Regions from separate parts of the Homo sapiens genome. Here region 1 is linked to region 2. Evidence: chromatin loops called from intact Hi-C (ENCODE). Cell type or tissue: thyroid gland. All regions are shown on one strand. Links, peaks and the distances in the headings refer to the core of each region. The heading gives the core; the rest is flanking DNA. Region 1 holds the start of MIR3127 (microRNA 3127). Region 2 holds the start of LOC105373496 (a long non-coding RNA gene).

Region 1 (9,710 bases), core at 1,024-9,023, 270 kb before region 2:
GTGCTGTGTCCACTCAGGGTTAAATGGATTAAGGGCGGTGCAAGATGTGCTTTGTTAAACAGATGCTTGAAGGCAGCATGCTCGTTAAGAGTCATCACCAATCCCTAATCTCAAGTAATCAGGGACACAAACACTGCGGAAGGCCGCAGGGTCCTCTGCCTAGGAAAACCAGAGACCTTTGTTCACTTGTTTATCTGCTGACCTTCCCTCCACTATTGTCCCATGACCCTGCCAAATACCCCTCTGTGAGAAACACCCAAGAATTATCAATAAAAAAATAAATTTAAAAAAAAATAATAAAAAAAAAAAAAAAAAAAAACTGAAAAGAAGCCAGGGTATAACAACAGAGACTAAACTGAGTAATACTCTATCTTTGTGCTTAAGTAAAGCTTTGATTTTTATTTATAAAACTAGGAAACTACAGTTTCCTAGTTTACAGTTTATAGTTTATAGTTTCTCAGGAAACTGGCCATTCTATGATGAGGTTGTGGTATTCCCATGCAAGAACAGGAAATATTTTAGAGGATCATTAGAGGATCAAGTGCAAGTATCTAATGAGTAACATCTCTGATTAAGTTCTAGGAAAAGCAGAAATACTAGGGGTATTACTTAATACTTCACATAGCTATCTGAATGATGGAATGCTTTTAATTAATGCTAACACTCTAGAAACAGGAACTGAATTTTATTTTTAAAATAAACAATTTATTTTCTTTTTCAACTGAATTTATTTTATTATTATTATTTTTTAAAGGGTCTTGCTATGTTACCTCGGCTGGTTTGAAACTCCTGGGCTCAAGCGATCCTCCTGCCTCAGCCTCCCAAAGTGCTAGGATTACAGGAATGAGCCACCAAGCCTGGCCAAGAGACTGAATTTAAAACCAACACAAATTAGTGACATGGGCAGAGTGCGGTGGCTCACACCCGTAATCCCAGCACTTTGGGAGGCTGAGGCGGGCGGATCACCTAACATCAGGAGTTCAAGACCAGCCTGGCCAATATGGCAAAACCCTGTTTCTACTAAAAATACAAAATTTGGCCAGGCACGGTGGCTCACGCCTGTAATCCCAGCACGTTGGGAGGCCGAGGCGGGTGGATCACGAGGTCAGGAGTTCAAGACCAGCCTGGCCAACATGGTGAAACTCCGTCTCTACTAAAGATACAAAAAATTAGCCAAGGGTGGTGGTGCATGCCTGTAATCCCAGCTACTCAGGAGGCTGAGGCAGGAAAGTCACTTGAACCTGGGAGGTGGAGGTTGCAGTGAGCTGAAATCGCGCCATTGCACTCCAGCCTGGGCGACAGGGTCAAGACTCCATCTCAAAAAAAAAAAAATACAAAACTTAGCTGGGGGTTCCTGGCGCACGCCTGTAGTCCCAGCTACTCGGGAAGCTGAGGCAGGAGAATCACTTGAACCCGGGAAGTGGAGGTTGCAGGGAGCCAAGATCGCACCACTGCACTCCAGCCTGGGCGTCGCAGCAAGACTCCATCTCAAAAAAAAAAAAAAAAAAAAATTAGTGACGTGACCTATTAAGATTAGAGGTCCGGCCAGGTGCAGTGGTTCATGCCTGTAATCCCAGTGCTTTGAGAGGCTGAGGTGGGGGAAGTCTAGGAGTTTGAGACCAGCCTGGACAACATAGTGAGACCCCCATCTCTACAAAAAGTTAAAAAAAAAATTGCCCAGCATGGTGGCACCTGCCTGTAGTCCCAGCTACTTGGGAGGCTGAGGTGGGAGGGTCACTTGAGCCCATGAGGTTGAGGCTGCAGTGAGCTATGATTGCACCACTGCTCTCCAGCCTAGGTGACAGAGAAAGAACGTGTCTCTTAAAACAAACAAACAAAAAAACAGAGGTCCTAGAAAAAATTCACCAAAATCCATTTTGTCTCTGAGAGATGAAATTATGATACTTTTTAATTTTTTCAAGACTTTTTTCTATTTTCCCAATAAGCTACCTTACTTTTATGAGTAAAGCAAAAAATAAATAAAACAAAAACTGCAAGGTTTTTTTTTTTTTAGACAGAGTTTCGCTCTTGTTGCCCAGGCTAGAGCGCAATGGCACGATCTCAGCTCACTGCAACCTCCGCCTCCTGGGTTCAAGCGATTCTCTTGCCTCAGCCTCCCAAGTAGCTGGGATTACAGGCACCTGCCACCACGCCCGGCTAATTTTTGTATTTTTAGTAGAGATGGGGTTTCACCATGTTGGCCAAGGCTGGTCTCGAACTCCCGACCTCAGGCAATCCACGCACCTCGGCCTCCCAAAGTGTTGGGATTACAGGCATGAGCCACCGCGCACGGCCAACTGCAAGGTTTTGACCTGGTAATTTCATTGTTGAAAGGATATCCTAAGGACATAACCTTAAACACAGGGAAAGTTTTTTGCTTTTTTGCATAAAAAAGTTTATATCATGGTATTGTTTATAATAAAGACCCCCATGAATATGCATAAAGCGTAAAGTGGAGAATTAATCAATGAGGGCACACCTGCTCTCAGGATTCAAACCACAGGTGCATCACCTCCCGGCCATCCATGAAACCAGAGCAAGCCCAGAGGAGGGGAGGGAGGCTGAGGTCACACTGGGGAGGTTTGAAAGGGACAGGGAGTAACTGCTTCTAAGTCACCTTTTCATCTACTTATTTATTTATTAAACAGAGGGTCAAAATAGCAGAGTATACCTTGGAACAGTTCAGATGGAAGAAGGCCCAGCTGTACAAATGTAAAATGGATATCCCCGGGCTGAGGTGACGGGTTTTTAGGGCAGTTGGGGTGTGAGGAGCTGAAAGATGCTGGTGCTGCTCCTGATGGGCACAGGCCACACCTGATGAGACCAGCACCGTCCTGTGCCCTCTGCGGCCTGGTTGCACACGGGAATCCCAGCAAGCCTCAAGCTGAATGAGTCTGACCCTATTCCCACCGACTCCCCGGACAGGCATCAGGAGCATGACACATCCAAGGCCAGAAGCAGCATATGGCACTGGCCTTTCCTGAAAGACTTTCTGGTTGGAACACCACATTTTCATTGTAATCAGGAAAAAACAGAAATAATAATAATTGAGCTCTAACTCAACATTTTACATGAATTCTCTCACGTACTCTCCTGATAACTCTTATGAAGGGGGTACACGCATTGTTCCCATTTCACAGAGGGGAAAGCAGAAACAAAGACTATCATTTAGCCAGCAACTGTGGAGGTGGCTCTTGACTAGGCAGTCTGACCCGGGGCCATGCCCCTCATGGCCTCGCAGTTGCCTACTGGGCCAGCAGCTGAACGGGAAGCAAAGCTTGTGAAGAAAATCGGAAAGTCTTTTAGAGAAAGCTGATGAGATGACAAGTCACCCTGACACGGTGTGTGGGTGGCCTGGAGCAGGAAGTGCTTACCCGCTGGGGTGCGTCTCCTCTTGGCCGTGGAGGGCAGCAGGCTGGCCGGTGCTCACTTGGCTGGGCCAGGAGCAACCCTCCACTCCCAGCCTATCCTCTGGGTGTGCATGTGTGTGTGTCTGTGGTTGTGTTTCTGTGTGTATGTGTCTATGGATGTGTGTTTCAGTGTGTGGTATCTGTGTGTGTGTGTGTCTATGGGTGTATCTGTGTGTGTCTGTGTGTGGTATCTGTGTGTCTCTGTGTTTGTGTGTCTATGGGTGTATCTGTGTATATATACCTGTGTGTCTGTGTGTCTATGGATGTGTATCTGTGTGTGTCTGTGTGTGTGCCTATGGGTGGGTGCTTCTGTGTGTGTGTGTGTCCATGGGTGTGTGTCTGTGTGTGTCTCTTTGTGTGTGTGCCTATGGGTGTGTGCCTATGGGTGTGTGTTTGTGTGTCTATGAGTGGTGTATCTATGTGTGTATGTGTATCCTGGTGTGTCTACGGGTGTTTCTCTGTGTATGCCTCTGTGGCATCTGTGTGTCTATGGGTGTATCTGCATGTGTGTTTCTGTGTGTGATATCTCTGTCTATGGGTGTCTGTAGTATCTCTGTCTGTGTGTGTGTCTGGGTGTGTGGTCTCTGGGTGTGTGTGGTCTCTGCATGTGTGTGGTCTCTCTGCGTGTGTGTGGTCTCTCTGCGTGTGGTCTCTGTGTGTGTGTGTGTGTGGTCTCTCTGCATGTGTGTGGTCTCTCTGCGTGTGGTCTCTGTGTGTGGTCTCTGTGTGTGTGGTCTCTCTGTGTGTGTGCTATCTCTGTGTGTGGTCTCTGTGTGTGTGTGGTCTCTCTGTGTGTGTGCTATCTCTGTGTGTGGTCTCTCTCTGTGTGTGGTCTCTGTGTGTGTGTGGTCTCTCTCTGTGTGTGCGGTCTCTCTGCATGTGGTCTCTCACTGTGTGTGTCTCTGCGTGTATCTATGGCTATGTGTATCTGTATGTGTATCTCTCTGTGTGTCTCTGTGTGTATGTGTCTATGAGTGTGTGATCTCAAGCACCAAGAGATCTTTGGGGGCCCCTTCTAGAGCTGAGGCAGCAAAGCTGCCTAGAAATTGGGCCCCAGCCAAGCAGAGCCACTGAGGTCTGGCGGCCCACATTGAGCAGGCGGGGGTCCGGGTCCATGTGGGGAGGTTAATGCAGCTGCAGTGTGCAGGCACAGGCAGCAGGTGGCAGCGTGACCCTCAGCTGTGCCACGTTACCTGTGAGCCAGCAGAGCAGGGAGTTCCGCTTGCCAGGCGGACACCCGACCTGGACTGAAGGCACTGGAGCAAAAGAGAAGGTCAGTGATGGGCGCAGTCAGGAGACAGGACACGGAACCACAGGCACAGGACAGAGGCAGACCTGACGGGGCCAGGCTGCTTTGGGCAGAGATGGGCCCAGTGGAGAAAGGGACATGGCTCTGCTGGGAAGGGTGCTCAGGGCACAGCGGTGAGCCCTGTGCGGAGACAGGCAGAAGCTGGCTGAGTGTGCCCAGTCATCTCCCCTCTCTTCTGGCCACACCAAGTGGGAACAGAGAGACTATGGGTCAACGGACAGAGCCTGGGCCCTAACCGGGCCTCTGAGGCTTCACTGCACAAACAGTGCCTGGGGGAAGCCTCCCGTGCCTGCCCGCCCTTCTGAATGAGATTTCCTCAAACTGAACAGAGAACAGCTGCTCTTGGAGGCACAGGAAGTCATCCCCAGGCCTGAGGCATCTGATAGGGTTAACCTGCTCAGAGCCCCGCTCTGGGGCCCTGTCTGTCCCCTGCCCAGGGAGCCTGCCATGCCCCACTCATCTGGTGGAGGGGCCGAGGACATGGTGGATAAGCCAAGCTGGGTGTCAGTATTCATGGGTGCCCTACCCCCGTTCCCCCTCGGGGTCCTTTTTGTCAAAGGACAGTGAGAGGCACAGCACAGAGGTTCTCTGGGAGCTGCAGCTCGTACCCCACTGGCGTGGCCTGTTCTCCAGCACCAAAGTGGACTTTCTCTCTCTACCCTGCAGCAACCTCGCCCCAGGACCGAAGCCTGGAGAGGAGCGAGGAGATGAGCTGGCGAGACCTGGGCCTGCGGGGCCTTGTCTGTGGGGCTCTGCGGGGAAAGCCTGAGCCACTCAGCACAGGAGAGGGCACTGGGGCGGCCAGAGTGGCGCATCCCCGGACCTTCCATAACACCTCTCGGAGGGTGCCCAGTCTCCCTTCTGTCTGTCCCCAAGGCCCTTTATTCCATCGGAGCTGACCTCTAACCAAAACCCAGTAGCCGCGTCCTCCGAAAAGCCAAACCCATCTGCAGCCTGCCCTGGCAAACAGGCCCTGGCCTGGCTCCTGACCCCAGTCACTTTGGATGCTCAGACTCCCCTCCTGTCCTCAGGAGCAGGGCCCTGGGCCTTCCTCCCCACAGGCCTCCTCTCCAAGCAGGCTGGTCTCCTCACAACCTCTGGACATGCCCTCCGCTGCCTCCAGGCCTTTACTCTAAAATCCCTCACTCCTCTTTTCCCCTCCAGCTTCTGGACCCCATCCAAAGTGGCAGCTCCCTCTGCTCTTCCACACCACCCGCTCCAGGCCCTGGCGGCTCCCGCCTCACCAGCCTCCCTCTGCCCCAGCCAGCTGGCTATGAGCTCTCGGGCCCATGCTCAGTTCTGGTGTCGGTCCATGGCTCCCCAGCTGCAGGGGGGCCAAAGGGCAGCAAAGACCATGCCCAACAACTCACCGGAGGGGACCGAGGTCAGGGCCATAGTCCCATAGTAGGAGAAGGCGCCCGTCTCAAACTTCATGTTCTCCTTCCCTGCCTCCACCTCCACCTTCCCCTGAAAAAACACAGGGCTGGAGTTAGAGACCAAGTGAGGGAGGAAACAAAGGATGAGGCAGGATGGGGAGTGAGGAACAAGGGACAGTGGGGCAGGAGGAAGGGCCGGTACTGGAGCCCTGGAGAGCTCAGGGGCCTGACCTGTGAGATCAAGAGTGGCCTCTCAGGGAGAGGATGGCCACGTGGGGCAGGCGGGGCTCAAGGGCAGGCAGCAGGCTCCCCAGGCAGGGAAGCCATGCACCTCCGCAGCAGGTGGGAGAGAGGGCCTGGGGGTTGCTGCAGTGCCAGGGGGAGCAGGTGGCAGGCCCAGGGCTGAGCGGGCTCACCTGCAGGATGAGGATGAAGTAGTCGGCCGGCTTATTTCGGGTGTACAGGTAATGGCGGGCGTAGTACTTATTGTGCTCGTCAAACTTGAGTTCCTGAATGACATCTGGGTACTTGAGTAGCCGCAGCAGGATCTTCTCTGATATCAGGGAGGGGCTAAACTGAGAGACCTCTGTAGGAGGAGAGAGAAGAGACCTCACACGGGGCTGGCCAGGTGGCCCTAAAGCTCGATCACTGCTGTGCCTCCACCCCAACCACAGCAGCCACGCTGTGCTCAGACGACTCCCGCCCTGCTCGGCCGGCCCTCGTTCTGCACCTCCCTGGGGAGGGAGCACGCTTGGCTTCTGACTGGTTGGATACAAGGCTGCCTGCCTGCCTGGGCTTGAACAGTGGCTCCTGCAAGAACAGCACATGACCTTGGGCAAATTACTTAACCTGCATCTCAGTTTCCTCATCTGTAATATGGGGGTAAAAGCTTCACAGGGTGGTTGTGAGGGTGAATGGGATAGCACATGGACAGCACTTAGTATATATGTGCTGTCCATATATACTAAAATATATAGACTATAATTATTGCATCAGCATCAATATCCCACAGGAAAAATAATGGAGAGGGAATTGCCACCCCTTTAGCAAGTAAGGGGTGGGAAGGAAGATGAATTGGGCCAGGGGAAGAGGGGGACAGAGCGGGCAGAGCAGAACCTGTCACCCAAGTCCCCAGTGGAGCTTTGAATCAGGGCTGAAAAGAGAGAAATGTCTCTGAACTAGAAGTGAATTCCTGCGGGAACCAGCACACGTCTGCAAAGGGGAGAGCTGGAGAGTAAGAGCAGAGCTGGATGCAAGCTCCTCAGAGTGGGTGAGCACACGAGGGGTCCAGCCACACCCAGCAGGCCTGCAGAAGGGGAAGCGTCCCTTCTCCTTCCCATTCCACAAGCCCTGATGGGCCTGGCCAGCCTAGGGGCCCACCTCAGTGGTTATTTTCTTTTTTGTTATTTTTGAGACAGAATCTTGTTCTGTGGCCCAGGCTGAGTGCAGTGGTGCATTCACAACTTACTGCAGCTTCAAACTCCTGGGCTCAAGCGGTCCTCCCACATCAGCCTCCTGAGTAGCTGGGACCACAGACATGCAACTGTCCCACCTCATAGCCTCCCAAGTAGCTGGGACTACAGGAGGGCACCACCATGCCTGGCTTTTGTATTTTTTGTAGAGATGGGGTCTCGCCATGTTGCTCAGGCTGGTCTCGAACTCCTGGGCTCATGCAATCCTCCTGCCTCGGCCTCCCAAAGTGCTGGGATTACAGGTATAAGCCATAGTGCCTAGTCATTATTTCCCAAACTATTAAATATAGTAACTTGGATGCTTCCTAGAAGTTTGCAGTAGCCGCCCATTAATGGCAAATGAATCGCAGGGAGATCCCCAGGGGTGGAGCAGATACCCGGCCCCTTCCAGGGGTGGCTGTGTTGTCTCTGCACCCCTCACCTGCTGCAGCCCTCGTCCTATGGGGGGAAAGCAGCCGGAAACCCAGGACTTCTCCCCCGTGACCGTATTTCCACCAAGACCGGAAGGTCCTCCTCATGCTACCTGTGGCTAGGAAGCGATGAGCGGCCAGGAGGAGCTGCGGGGAGATTTTCACTTTGAGCTCATTGTCCGCATCCTTGAAGGCAGAGAAGTCACGCTTGTTCTTCTCAGACACCCGCTTCCGGCTTCGGTTGTCAGCTGCCGGAAGAAGAGCGTGGAATTGAGAACACAGACCCCTGAGGACTTAGGAAGAGACTGGAACCCGCCCCGCAGCTCCTGCTCTCCAGCCCCTAGTCCCACGCAGGAGCAGCAGGCTCTGGCTGGCAGGGTCCTGGGCTGACGCCGAGGCACAAAGGCCGAGGGTGAAGGCAGCCTCCGGGCACTGCTCTCAGCAACCTGCTCCCTGCTCACCCCGGCCAGTGCAGGGCACCCAGCCACTGGGCCTCTGGATGCTAGGCCTCCTGTGTCCCTGCACTATGGCCCTTCCAGCTAGGGACACCAAGTTTCGATCCAAGCAGGAAAGGGGTCCTGGGCCCTGTGGAAGGCTGGACTCACTGTACATGTCGGACTCGTCCAGGATCTCCGACTTGATGATCTCCTCGATCACGTCCTCCAGGGTGACCAGGCCCAGGACCTCGTAGAAGGGGTCACCCTCACCCTCGTTGTTTACCTTCTGCACGATGGCCAGGTGGGACTTCCCTGTGGGACAATGCAGCAAGTCAGACAAGAGCCCAGAGGCCAGTCATGAGACTCCCTCAACCAAAACATTAACTCTAGACGTAGGGTCATAAGTCACCAGGATGGGGTCATGGTGGTTTTTATCTTTTCCATCTTTCCTGACGTTTCTACTGCAAACAGACATTGCTTTTATGAAAAGGAAAACTAAAAGTAATTTTTAAAAGCATGTCGTTAAGGACCACTTTTTTGTTTTTCTCTGTTTTTGTGGAGGAAGGACAGGGTCTAGCTCTGTTACCCAGGCTGGAGTGCAGTGGCGCAATCATAGCTCACTGCAGCCGCCAACTTCTGGGCTCAAGAGATCCTCCCACCTCAGCCTCCCGAGTAGCTGAGACCACAGGTGTGCTCCACCATGCCTGGCTAACTCTTTTATTTTTTGTAGAGATGGATCTCGCTATGTTGCTCAAGCTGGTCTCAAACTCCTGGGCTCAAGCAGTCCTCCCATCTCAGCCTCCCAAAGTGCTGGGAATACAGGAATGAGCCACCACGCCAGGCCAGGACTACTTGTTTAAATCGGATAAAAATGGCAATGCTGGGAGCAATGGCTCACATCTGTAATCCCAGCACCTTGGACGGGCTGAAGCGGGCAGATTGCTTGAGGCCAGGAGTTTGAGACCAGCCTGGCCAACACGGTAAAACCCCATCTCTACTAAAAATACAAAAATCAGCTAGGTGTGGTAGTACACACCTGTAGTCCCAGCTACTCGGAAGGCTGAGGCAGGAGAATTGCTTGAACCCGGGAGGCAGAGGTTGCAGTGAGCCGAGATCACGCCACTGCACTCCAGCCTGGGCAACAGAGCAAGACTCTGTCTCAAAAAAAAAAAAAAAAAAAAAAAAAAAAAAAGACCCTGTCTGGTATCACTTATCAGGGGCTTCTGGAACTCTTGGGGAGGGGAAAGACCCAAACTGACAAGGGCACAGAGAGGCCGAGCACTGTGATTAGGTGGG
Region 2 (9,710 bases), core at 741-8,740:
ACCAAGGCATGTAGAGATTAAATGACCTCTGCCCAGCCACACCCTGCCCATCTCCCACCAAGATGAGGCGGGAGAGGGGCGAGGAGTTGGGCTGGGGATGGGGGCATGACTGGGGCCAGGACAGAACTCCATCTCCCAGGATACCATGCAAAGGGGGCGTGTAGGGGCTGGGCCTCCGCGTAGGCAGGGCTGTAATTTCTTGGTATTTAAAAAAAAAAAAAAAGGAGCAAAAGGAAAGAGAGAAAGAATCGAAGCCTCAAGCGTCACGTCTAGGAATAGCGCTGGAGTCGGGCCAAGTCATTAGAGACGATGAGTAATCTGGTTAAGTCATTTCTCTAAACACCATTCCTTGTAAGAGAATTAAAATATCAGCTTACATCAGAGGGGGAGAGGCAGGCTCCAGAGGCCCAGGCAGGAGCACGGCCAGGAAGGGGGCACGGCTGTTGCGCTCTGCCACTCAGCCCTGCCCCCGGCGGGGGCTGCATGCGGGGCCCTGCCAGCTGAGCCCTGGGCTTGCGGTGGGGGCTGGCATCCAGCTAGCAGGGGTAGGGGGAGCGGCCCGCCACACCTCCGTTTACCTCATTGTTCAGGGTGCTGGGAGAAGTTCGGGACTGCCTGCTCTTGGGAGAATCGTTGTCCCTCCTGGGGGCAGCTGTTTTGTTTTTTTTTTCTTCAGTGTCTCCCCTCCCTCCTAAGATGTTGAGTTGATATCTCGACAGCTTCAGGTCTACCGTTGGAGTAAAGGGCTGGGGATCGGCCTGGGGACACAGGGAATGGAAAGAGGGGTCCCCAAACCTCTGGAGAGGTGCCGATTTCCCCCTAGACTAACTGGAAAGTGGTGAGGGGTGATGCCTTAATTCCTATTTCCCCCTTTTCCCTTTAGTTGCCCTGTATTTGGAGAACGCAGGGCTGGGAATCTGCCAGACTTATGGAGGCGGTGGTGACTGCCAGCGCCACTTTCCGCATCCTGGGGGCAGGATTATGGTGACCTGGGGAGAGCTGCTGATCATGAAGCTGACCCTTGTGGGAGGCAGTGGTGCAAGTCTGTGGTCCCAGTGACTCCGGAGCTGAGGTGGGAGGGGGATCTCTTGAGCCAGGAGTTCAAGGCTACAGTGAGCTATGATCGCACCAGGGCACTGTAGCCTGGGCGACAGAGCGAGACCCCAACTTAAAAAAAAAAAAGATGCCCTCAGGCTCATTATAATGCCTACCCTCTGAGCCAGGACCCACAATGTGAATTGGGTCTCAGCTGTGAGCAGGACACAGACGTCATCTCACCCTCTGTAGCCCTAAAGAGGCCCGGAGACTTCCTAATGGCCTCCCAGCCATTCCTAGGCCGTGTGGAATCACTCAGGTTTATGGTGGCGGGCCCCAAACACTTGAGGCAGGCTCTCACCACATGCTGACTCCTGCAGCGACAGGCTAGGAGAGGTCCATGCCTCCCTGGGAGCTTCTCAGCCAGTCCAGAGAACAGAAACCTCCCCGGCTCTGGAGTCAGGTGGACTGGTTTGCAATCCGGGTACCCTCCCTTGCAGGTAGTATGACCTGGGATGGGTTATTCACTGTCTCCAACCCTTAGTTTTCCCGTGTGAAATGGCGTTAGCAATACCTAGCTTGCAAGATTACTGTGAGGGTGAGAAATAACATAAGCCTTCAACAACTGGTCATTCTATTGTGGCAGCTACCTGAGAACAGCCTCCTTCGCCGGTGGCATCAGAACTTCTGCAGGGTGGATTCTGCACTCTTCAGGCCTTGCCCTGATGACCTGGGGCTGGGCCCTGAGACCCCACTCCCGATCGGGCTTTCCAGGTCTTTGGGTAGCAGCTGCAAAGCCCTCCCGAGGTTCCTGGTGGGGTCCTAGGCTCTGGCCAGGATGCGGGCATGAAGGGAGGAATTATGGGGGAAGTCAGTGACTCATCTCCAATCTGAGTAGGCCCCACTAACCCCTTCAATACTGGAAGCCCAGGCTTTTGGGGGAGGGACTGCTCTAATTCCTCCTCCCCAGATGAACTCATGGGACTTTGCGAATATGAAAACTAAAGCTTTCAGCCTTGCAATGGCCTGGGGTCAGCTGGCTCCAAGAACCCAGATCCCCCAGAGGTTTCATACTCTTGCTGTGGCTCCCCCACACTGCAGCCCCGACCTGAAGCCCAGGCCCCTGCTTTCATCATCGTGGTATCATCCACCAGGCACCTGCCACAGGCAGGGCTACCCTCCCTGCCTGACATCCCAACTACCTTTGTTGGAAACAGTACCTGGCAGGGAGAACCCAAGGTGAACCCAGGTATACGTGGTTCTGTCTACACCCCAAGAGCTCTCTCATTCTCCCCGCACCTGCTGTGCATCCTTTCTGCTGCTGCACGCCCAGATGTGAGTGTGCAAAGCTGTGTACACACGCCTGTGCATCTATGCATGGGTCTTGCCTGCCAGGAGCCCACAGCTCACACATAGGATCACACAAACATATGTATACACTAACTCACCAGAGAGCCTACAAGAAGCCCCTGAAGCTTTTTCTTCCCCACATCTGGGGCACCCTGGCCTGCCCTGGACTCCTAGAAGAGGACACAGGGTTGTCCAGCCCCCCTCCCTCACCCCAGCTGCCCACCTATGCCATGGTGTCTTCAGCCATGGGGCCTGCCTGAGGGATTCTGCTCTGTTAAAACTGCCTTCGCTCTCTCTGCCTTGGCCTCAGCAGGCTCTTCCAGACCTTCCTGAGTGGTAGTGGCCACGGCTGAAGACAGAGGGCTGCGTGGAGGCTGAAGGCAGAGGGCTGGGCCTTGGGCCTGGGTAAAGACAGCTCTGGACATGGAGGTAGGTTGGCATCCCCCCTCTCTGGCACATACGGCAATATAGCCACACTGGGAGGGCTTTGCCCCAGTGCCTGGTGCTGTTTCTGGAGCTGTGTGTGTGCATGGGCTATACCCTCTGGCCTGGAGGAACCTTCCCGGGCTTGGCAGTTCCCACTGTATTTACCTAGTGAGCTTCTGCTCATCCTTCAAGGGCCCACCTGAGGCAGATACCCAGGGGTCTCAACACACACCTCCAGCAGGGCATGTGCCACATCGTGCTCCTGTGGTCAGCCCCATGCCATTGTGTGACTGGCCAGCAGCTCCCGAGCCTCTCGTCTCCAGCTAGGAGTGGTCTTTACTATCTGCCCACACTACGCTGCTGAAAGGGCCGCAGAACCCCGGCCACTGCTCCTCCAGAAGAGGAAACTGAGGGTCTAAGTGGGAAGGGACTTATCCAAGGTCTCACAGTCGCTTCAAAAGATCTCACAGTTGGTAAAGGAATTGGGAAGGAAGAGGAGGAAGTGAGAGGCCACTGAGGGCAGGTGCACAGTAGGTGCTCAATGAAGATCCACAGAAGGAGAATGAAGGGCACGGAGGAGAGGGAGGAGGAAGAGGCCATGCACCCACCTCCACCCCTATCCCACATCTCCCTCCATCACCAGGCAACATCTGCCCTTTCTTCCCCAGGGGTTAGCGCTTCCTAGTTGTCAAGGGCAGCACATTCTAGATGCTGGGGACTTGACCTCACATGCGGCCCTTCTTGCTGGAGTTTCGCTGGAGTCACACCCTCCCTATGGCTGCAGGCTGGCTGCTCAGGCCACAGCCCCTTTCCTGGTTATCTGTGTTGCTGCTGAATCCTGGCCAGGGGTAGTGAACACAGCCCAGGTCTTGGACTCCAGGACAGCGCCCCCTCAGCTCCCCAAGGAGCTCAGAGGTCCCAAGCCCCTGGCCAGCTTGTCTCAGCTGGAGGGAGGTTCTGGGCATCCTGTAGCTGGACTCTGGGGACTCTGAGGCCTGCCTTGGCTGAGAATCTGTCTTGGCACAGATTCTGTGCCAAAGCGATGGGCAAATTTTTCTCCACAGGAAACCCAAGTACCCCAGTGCAGTTGAACTCTCCGTGCTGTCTCCTATCTATGAAACCGGCTGGCAGGCACAATAACAGCCCTCACGCCTCCGGGTGCAGTTACGGGCATTGGATGAGCTATTTCTTATAAAGGGCTTAGAACTGTGCCCGCTGGCGGGAGGAAGTGCTCCATAAACATTAGCTGGTTTCCACAGCCCTGGGTGAAACAGAAGGCACGGGGTGGGCCCAGGCTGGGGGAGTGGGGACAGGAAACCTGACTTCCAGCTCCAGCCCCAGCTCAGCAGATAGGCCATTTGGTTCTGCAAGGCCCCCACCCCCTTGCCTTCCCTCCTTCTGTACGTGTGTGTCATATTTTGTTGGCTTTGGGGCTTTCTTTTCTTTCTTTCTTTTCTTTTTTTTTTTAAATAAACAAGGGCTGCATGAAACCCCTAATATTCTGGGTAAGTGTTGAAACAGCTCAGAAATCCCCTCCTCCCCTTGTGACTCAGTGGCAGGAGCGATAAGCAGAACTACTGGTGACACTGTGGGAGAGAAATTCTGCAAAATAACAGCTGGGCAGCCCGGGACCCCAGGGAGTTGAAATGGGACCTCGGAGACATCAGGATGTCCTGGAGAGGCACCAAGGCCAGAGGTCCCCCAGGGACCGTGGAGGGGGCATTAAGCCCTGAAAACAGATCATGATGCCCATCCCCCCAGCACAATTAGAAATAAAAACAACCCGGGACAGTTAAATTAGTGTAAGGAAGTCCCTCAAGAGTTTTACTTTTCCCGTAACGGCGATTTTCGATGCTCCTTCGGAAACATCAGATTCTTTCCAAGCGTTATTCTTTTTCTATTTTGGTGCCCGAAGTACTAGCGTGGTGGACCAAGCCCCTACACCAGCCGTGAGCGACCCCTGCGGGCTGCCTGGCCCCTGTGGGCACTGGCTCCGGGGATGCGGCAGGGGGCGGAGGGGGCGACACCGGGCTTGGGGGGCGGGCAGCGGAGGGAGGACTGGGGGTGGGGAGGGGGGAGGGCGGGGAGGGCGCCCAGCGGCGCGGCCGCGCCCCCCACCCCACCCCATTCCACCCCCACCGAGGACCGCGCTGGGGTTTCAGAAAGCGCTTTTCTGGCCCTGCCGCCGGATCTGACTCAAAAAGGGGAGCTGGCTCAAACCGAAAGAATAATTCGGTTAGCCAAAGCGCCGATATTTCCCTGGGGCCCAAATGGCTGCCAGGCAGGGGGCTCCAGGGCCGCAGCCTCGCCGGCCCCTCGGGCCCCGCCGAAAGCCCCGGGCCCCATCCATCTTCGCCACCGAAAGGGGCAGGAAGAGCAGCTGAGAGGAGGGCGCCTCCTCCAGCCCCGCAGGCTCTGCTGCCGGACCGTCGTGTCCCTCCCGAGGCCTTCCCCTGCCTGTCCCAGCGGGCCCTGCTCTCTCGGGTTCTCAGGACGTTGGGCAGACCCCTTAGGCCTCTTTTCTAGCAGCACGCACATTCCTGCACACCTCCGCATGTGAAGTTTTTCTGGAAGTATCATGTGGACACTTTTGGAGGCCTACACCCACTCTTAGAGGTGTCTGGCGTCCCATTGCAGGGGCGTTCCGTCTTTTGAAGTTGAAGAATTGTCTTGGACCATACGTAAAATACACTAACACTACCGACAGCCGGTGAGCTAAAAGAAAAAATCGCGAAAATACCTCAGTGTTCTAAGAAAGCTTTATGAATTTGGGCCGCATTCAAAACCTTCCTCAGTCACATGCCGCCCTTGGGCCACGCGTTGGACAAGCTTGCATCCTAGAGACCAATGCGAAATTAACTCGAAAAGAAAGAACCGCTCGGGCCGATTCAACACCCCTGTCACCTATCCTCACCCACGATTTCACTCCCAGGCCCCTTGGCCTGGCGGCGCTTGCCCTTTGGCCAGCGTCCTAGAGGTCACAGTGAGGCCCAAATGAACGGGGTTTTACCGAACCGACATGCCCAGGAGAGAAACATGGATCTATACAGAGAGGCTAATCATTTGTTTCAAGCTGAATTGCCAGGGTGGAGTGGGTGGGGTGGGCCCAGGGGCTCCCCTCCGCTCCCCCCGCAACCCCTGTGTCCAGTCTGAGGTGCCTGTATGCATTCTCTTCAGGTCCCCACCTTCAGTCTGAAGCAGGGAGCCGGGCTTTGCAGGTGCAGAAGCTCTCTGGCTCTGGGAGCCTGCTGGACTCAAGTTCATTCTGACCTCAGGACAGGTGTGGGCAGGAGATGCTGACGGCTGGTTTTCCTGGGCCGCCCAGAACACCTGGCCTCTCAGCTGTCTCAGCACAAAATTCGCCCTGTAAGCAGGACCCTCCTGAGCTCCCAGAAGGGCCAGGCACATAGCTGCTGTCACCGGTAACAGTCCTGCAGACAGCGAGACGGCTGTGACACAGTGCTGCACACAAAGCCTGGCTGCTGCCCGCCATATGCAAGGACAGGCACCAAACACAGCCTAGGTCAGGGACCTGCGGGGTCAGCTGAGCGTGTGAGGAGGACTCAGGTGCCTGCAATCCCTGCCTCCCTGCCACAGCGTGATGCTACAGGGTGGCCCGGCAGGACTGGGTCATTACAGCTCCTGACCTACCAGAGGACCTAGTGTCACCCCCCACTCAGTTGTCACATTGCTGGGGAGTCTGAAGAGGGGGAAGGCACCAGGGTGGTCCCAGCCATGCTGGGACTTGGAGCAGTCCCTAGTACTGACACTGAAGTATGTCAATATCACAATAAGTGGCTTAGAGGGGGTGGCATTGACTGTTAATCCCAAGGGATGAAGGGAATACCTCGCTCCTGGAAGAAAGCTGGGAGCATCTCTCTGTTTTTTTTTTTTTTTTTTTTTTGAGACAGGGTCAGTCTGAAGTGCAGTGGTGCAATCTCAGCTCACTGCAGCCTTGGACTCCTAGGCTTAGGTGATTCTCGCACTTCAGCCTCCCAGGCAGCCACGACCATAGGCATGCACCACCATGCCTGTCTAATCTTTTAAAAAATTTTATGGAGGTGGGATCTTGCTATGTTGCCCAGACTGGTCTTGAACTCCTGGGCTCAAGTGATCCACCCACTTTGGCCTCCCAAAGTGCTGGGATTATAGGCGTGAGCCACTGCACCAGGCTACATCTCCATTTTAAGATGCTGAGTGGGCACTTGGAGGAAGGACAAGAAGCAGAGTGGGTCCTGCTATATTGTGTACATTCTGGAAGTCCTCACTGCCCTGGTACCCAGACTTAGGTCTGTCACTCAGGAGTGGCAAGGGCTGCCCTAGGTCTGGCCCAGAAGTCCTCTGAGCTCCTGCTTAGAGTGCCATAGTGCCATGCCAGTGGTATGGAGGGGCTTGAGCACACTCGGGCTTATGCACACATGTGTCCCGTGGACTGTCTGGGTGCGTCTCCATGTGGGAGAGCATTCTGCCTTCTTGCATGGCAGCAAAGCTTTCGTAGGAACTCTAACCCTGTTGAAGGGAAGTAGGGAAATGAGGAGTGTCTGAGACACCAGGCTGCCTGCTCAGTCTTTCAGAGGTAGGAGAGAAGCCTGCAGAGGTCTCAGGGCTCACTTCCGCTTCCCATGAAGGCTCCCACCTGGGATCCCCAAGGTCCAAGAGCCCTCTGGAGGGAGGACCTCTCCTAAAGGGCGGCAGCCTGGGATCATCAACCAGTCCATGAAATTTCCCTCCGAGCCCTTTACAGTTCACTGTGCCCTGATTTTACAGATGGGAAAACCAAGGCCCAGAGAGGGAAAGTGGTGTGCTCAAAGCCACACTGTGGATCAGGGGCGGGGCACGGTCTGGTGCCTGCCAGCGTCCTGCGTTTCTTCCCACACTGCAGTCAGGAGAGGGAGGTGGCCGGGCAACCCTGGATCTGCTGCCCTCGGGCAGTTAGGGGTGGGGAGGGAACTCCAATGGATGCTGTGCCCCTAGCAGCAGTGGCTGCTTCACATCCCGTCCTTGGCCAGTTGTTTTGAACAAGGTATGTTTTGCTAACTTTTTACCTGGGGATCTCCAAGCATGCGATGAATTCGGAGAATATGGTTGCTGGTTTCTGCACATTTTTTTCCCCTGTAGTCTGGCCTGTTTATCACGAGCTCTGCTAATCAGAATATTCAAGTGCATGCACATACACAGGCATACACGATGTGCAGGACGTTCTGGGGAATTTACTTTTCTGGGTAACTGAGGGTTAACTGGAAACCTGTGTTCTTATGCCTTATTGAAAATTTTTCTACAAATGATGAGCATTTCCCCAACTTAGTATTTTGAAAAGTTCCACCACTTTCTAAATATGTGACCTTGGTTGAGTTACCTAACCTCAGTAACCTCAGTTTCCTTATCTGTAAAATGTGCAGAGCAATGCCTCTCTAGGTAATGAAAGGAACTAGAAATAAAAGCAGTGCATAGCATACCGTGTGTGCTTTAGAAATGGAGCCATTGCTACTGCTATTAGGACTCTTATTACCTGGTCAAAGGATCGGGAGAGTCGACTGAGGATCTTTGTGGGGATTTGGGACTCGGGTTTGGATGCCGTTGCACATCTGGCATCCATCTGCAGTTTCTGTCCCAATTAAGTCCTCCCAAGGAGATAGTTTTCTTATGATTTGCTGCTTTCTCATAAAAGCCGCTGCAGCCGTGGGAGCTGCATGCAATGAACCAAGGACCTTTGGTCTGGAGCCCATACGTTCTCTTTGAGTTTGTTGTGCCTCCTCTGGGAAAGGGCCAGGGGATGAAGGGCAGGGCCTGGGCTCAGCCTTCCTGGGATTCTGTTCCACCCCACTCTGTGTCACGCATGCACCCTGCACACAGCTCAGGACCCACTCCCTTGCCAGAGGGCACGCCAGGAAAAAGACAGGGAAAGGGGCACCCCGGCCACTGAGAAGGCAGGAAGGGCACCCTGGGCTGGGGGAGAGCAGGACAGGCTCTGGATCCCCAGCAACTACAGGGAGATTGGGATAGCTGGGGAGGGGTCTGGGTCTTAGTCTTGGCCTGGTGCATTCTAGGAAACCCTTTCTTCCTTCCCTTCCTTCCTTCCTTCCTGCCTGCCTGCCTGCCTGCCTGCCTGCCTTCCTTCCTTCCTTCCCTCCATCCCTCCCTCCCTCCCTCCCTCCCTTTCCTTCCTTCCCTTTCATTCCTTCCTTCCTTTTTTTTTTTTTTTGATGGAGTCTCACTCTGTTGTCCAGGCTGGAGTGCAGTGGTGCTATCTTGGCTCGCTGCAGCCTCTGCCTCCTGGGTTCAAGCGATCCTCGTGCCTCAGCCTCCTGAGTAGCTGCCACTGCAGAAGCATGCGCCACCACACTCAGCTAATTTCTTTTTTTTTTTTTTTGGTATATTTTTAGTAGAGATGGGGTTTTACCATGTTGGCCAGGCTGGTCTCAAACTCCTGACCTCAAGTGATCGGCCCACCTTGGCCTCCCAAAGTGCTGGGATTACAGCTGTGAGCCACTGCGCCTGGTCCAAGAGGCAGCCTTTTCTGACCCACCCCCAGATAGATCCAGATTGAAGAGTTGAGGAGCTGCCTGGAAGTGGGGAGCCCACGGGACTCCCAGCTCCATGAAACTGCTCCTGCTGGCTGTGGAGGGGGAGGAAGCAGCCACAGATGGGGAGGGTGGCAACCAGGCACCTACCCCTGCAGGGCCGCTGCCTTGCCCCCACAGGTGTAGCACTATCCGCCCAGGGATGAGGCCTGGGTGCCTGCTGGTGCCCTGTGTCAGAGGTACAGTCCTGTGAAAGGGCATGGAGTTCAGAGTCAGATCAACCCCAGCCCTGTCCCTTACTGGATGGCCTTGGGCAGCCCACTTAGATCTCTGGGCCTCACTCTCCTTACCTGTAAAATGGAAATACTTACCTTTGGG

What was found. A loop is a pair of places that touch in the nucleus more often than their neighbours do. Peaks named below come from ENCODE experiments on the same cell type or tissue, not always from the same donor. Only the 100,000 strongest peaks of a DNase experiment are listed, where the experiment ranks them.
Region 1: a loop joins it to region 2, with 2.9 times the contacts of the local background. A loop is called at or near these places in 11 of 110 quality-filtered maps.

Annotation. Positions count from the first base shown.
Region 1 is chr2:96,796,028-96,805,737 of GRCh38, reverse strand. It overlaps CNNM4 (cyclin and CBS domain divalent metal cation transport mediator 4), which reads right to left. Exons shown (of 7, transcript NM_020184.4): 2 at 8,583-8,726; 3 at 8,091-8,225; 4 at 6,512-6,681; 5 at 6,090-6,186. MIR3127 (microRNA 3127) reads right to left here and starts at 7,460; the gene lies at 7,385-7,460. RefSeq lists enhancers at 3,286-3,335, 4,378-4,457, 4,698-5,027. In thyroid gland, for the core only: a CTCF peak has its summit at 4,562 (motif pointing right); a DNase peak (open chromatin) is centred at 4,587.
Region 2 is chr2:96,522,838-96,532,547 of GRCh38, reverse strand. It overlaps LOC105373496 (a long non-coding RNA gene), which reads left to right and starts at 242. Exons shown (of 3, transcript NR_135564.1): 1 at 242-321; 2 at 2,699-2,814; 3 at 4,365-4,608. RefSeq lists enhancers at 199-248, 1-746, 747-1,538, 3,749-3,898, 7,681-8,200 and silencers at 449-528, 4,759-4,858, 5,009-5,348. In thyroid gland, for the core only: a CTCF peak has its summit at 4,793 (motif pointing left); a DNase peak (open chromatin) is centred at 4,029; H3K4me3 peaks cover 1,129 bases; H3K27ac peaks cover 2,612 bases.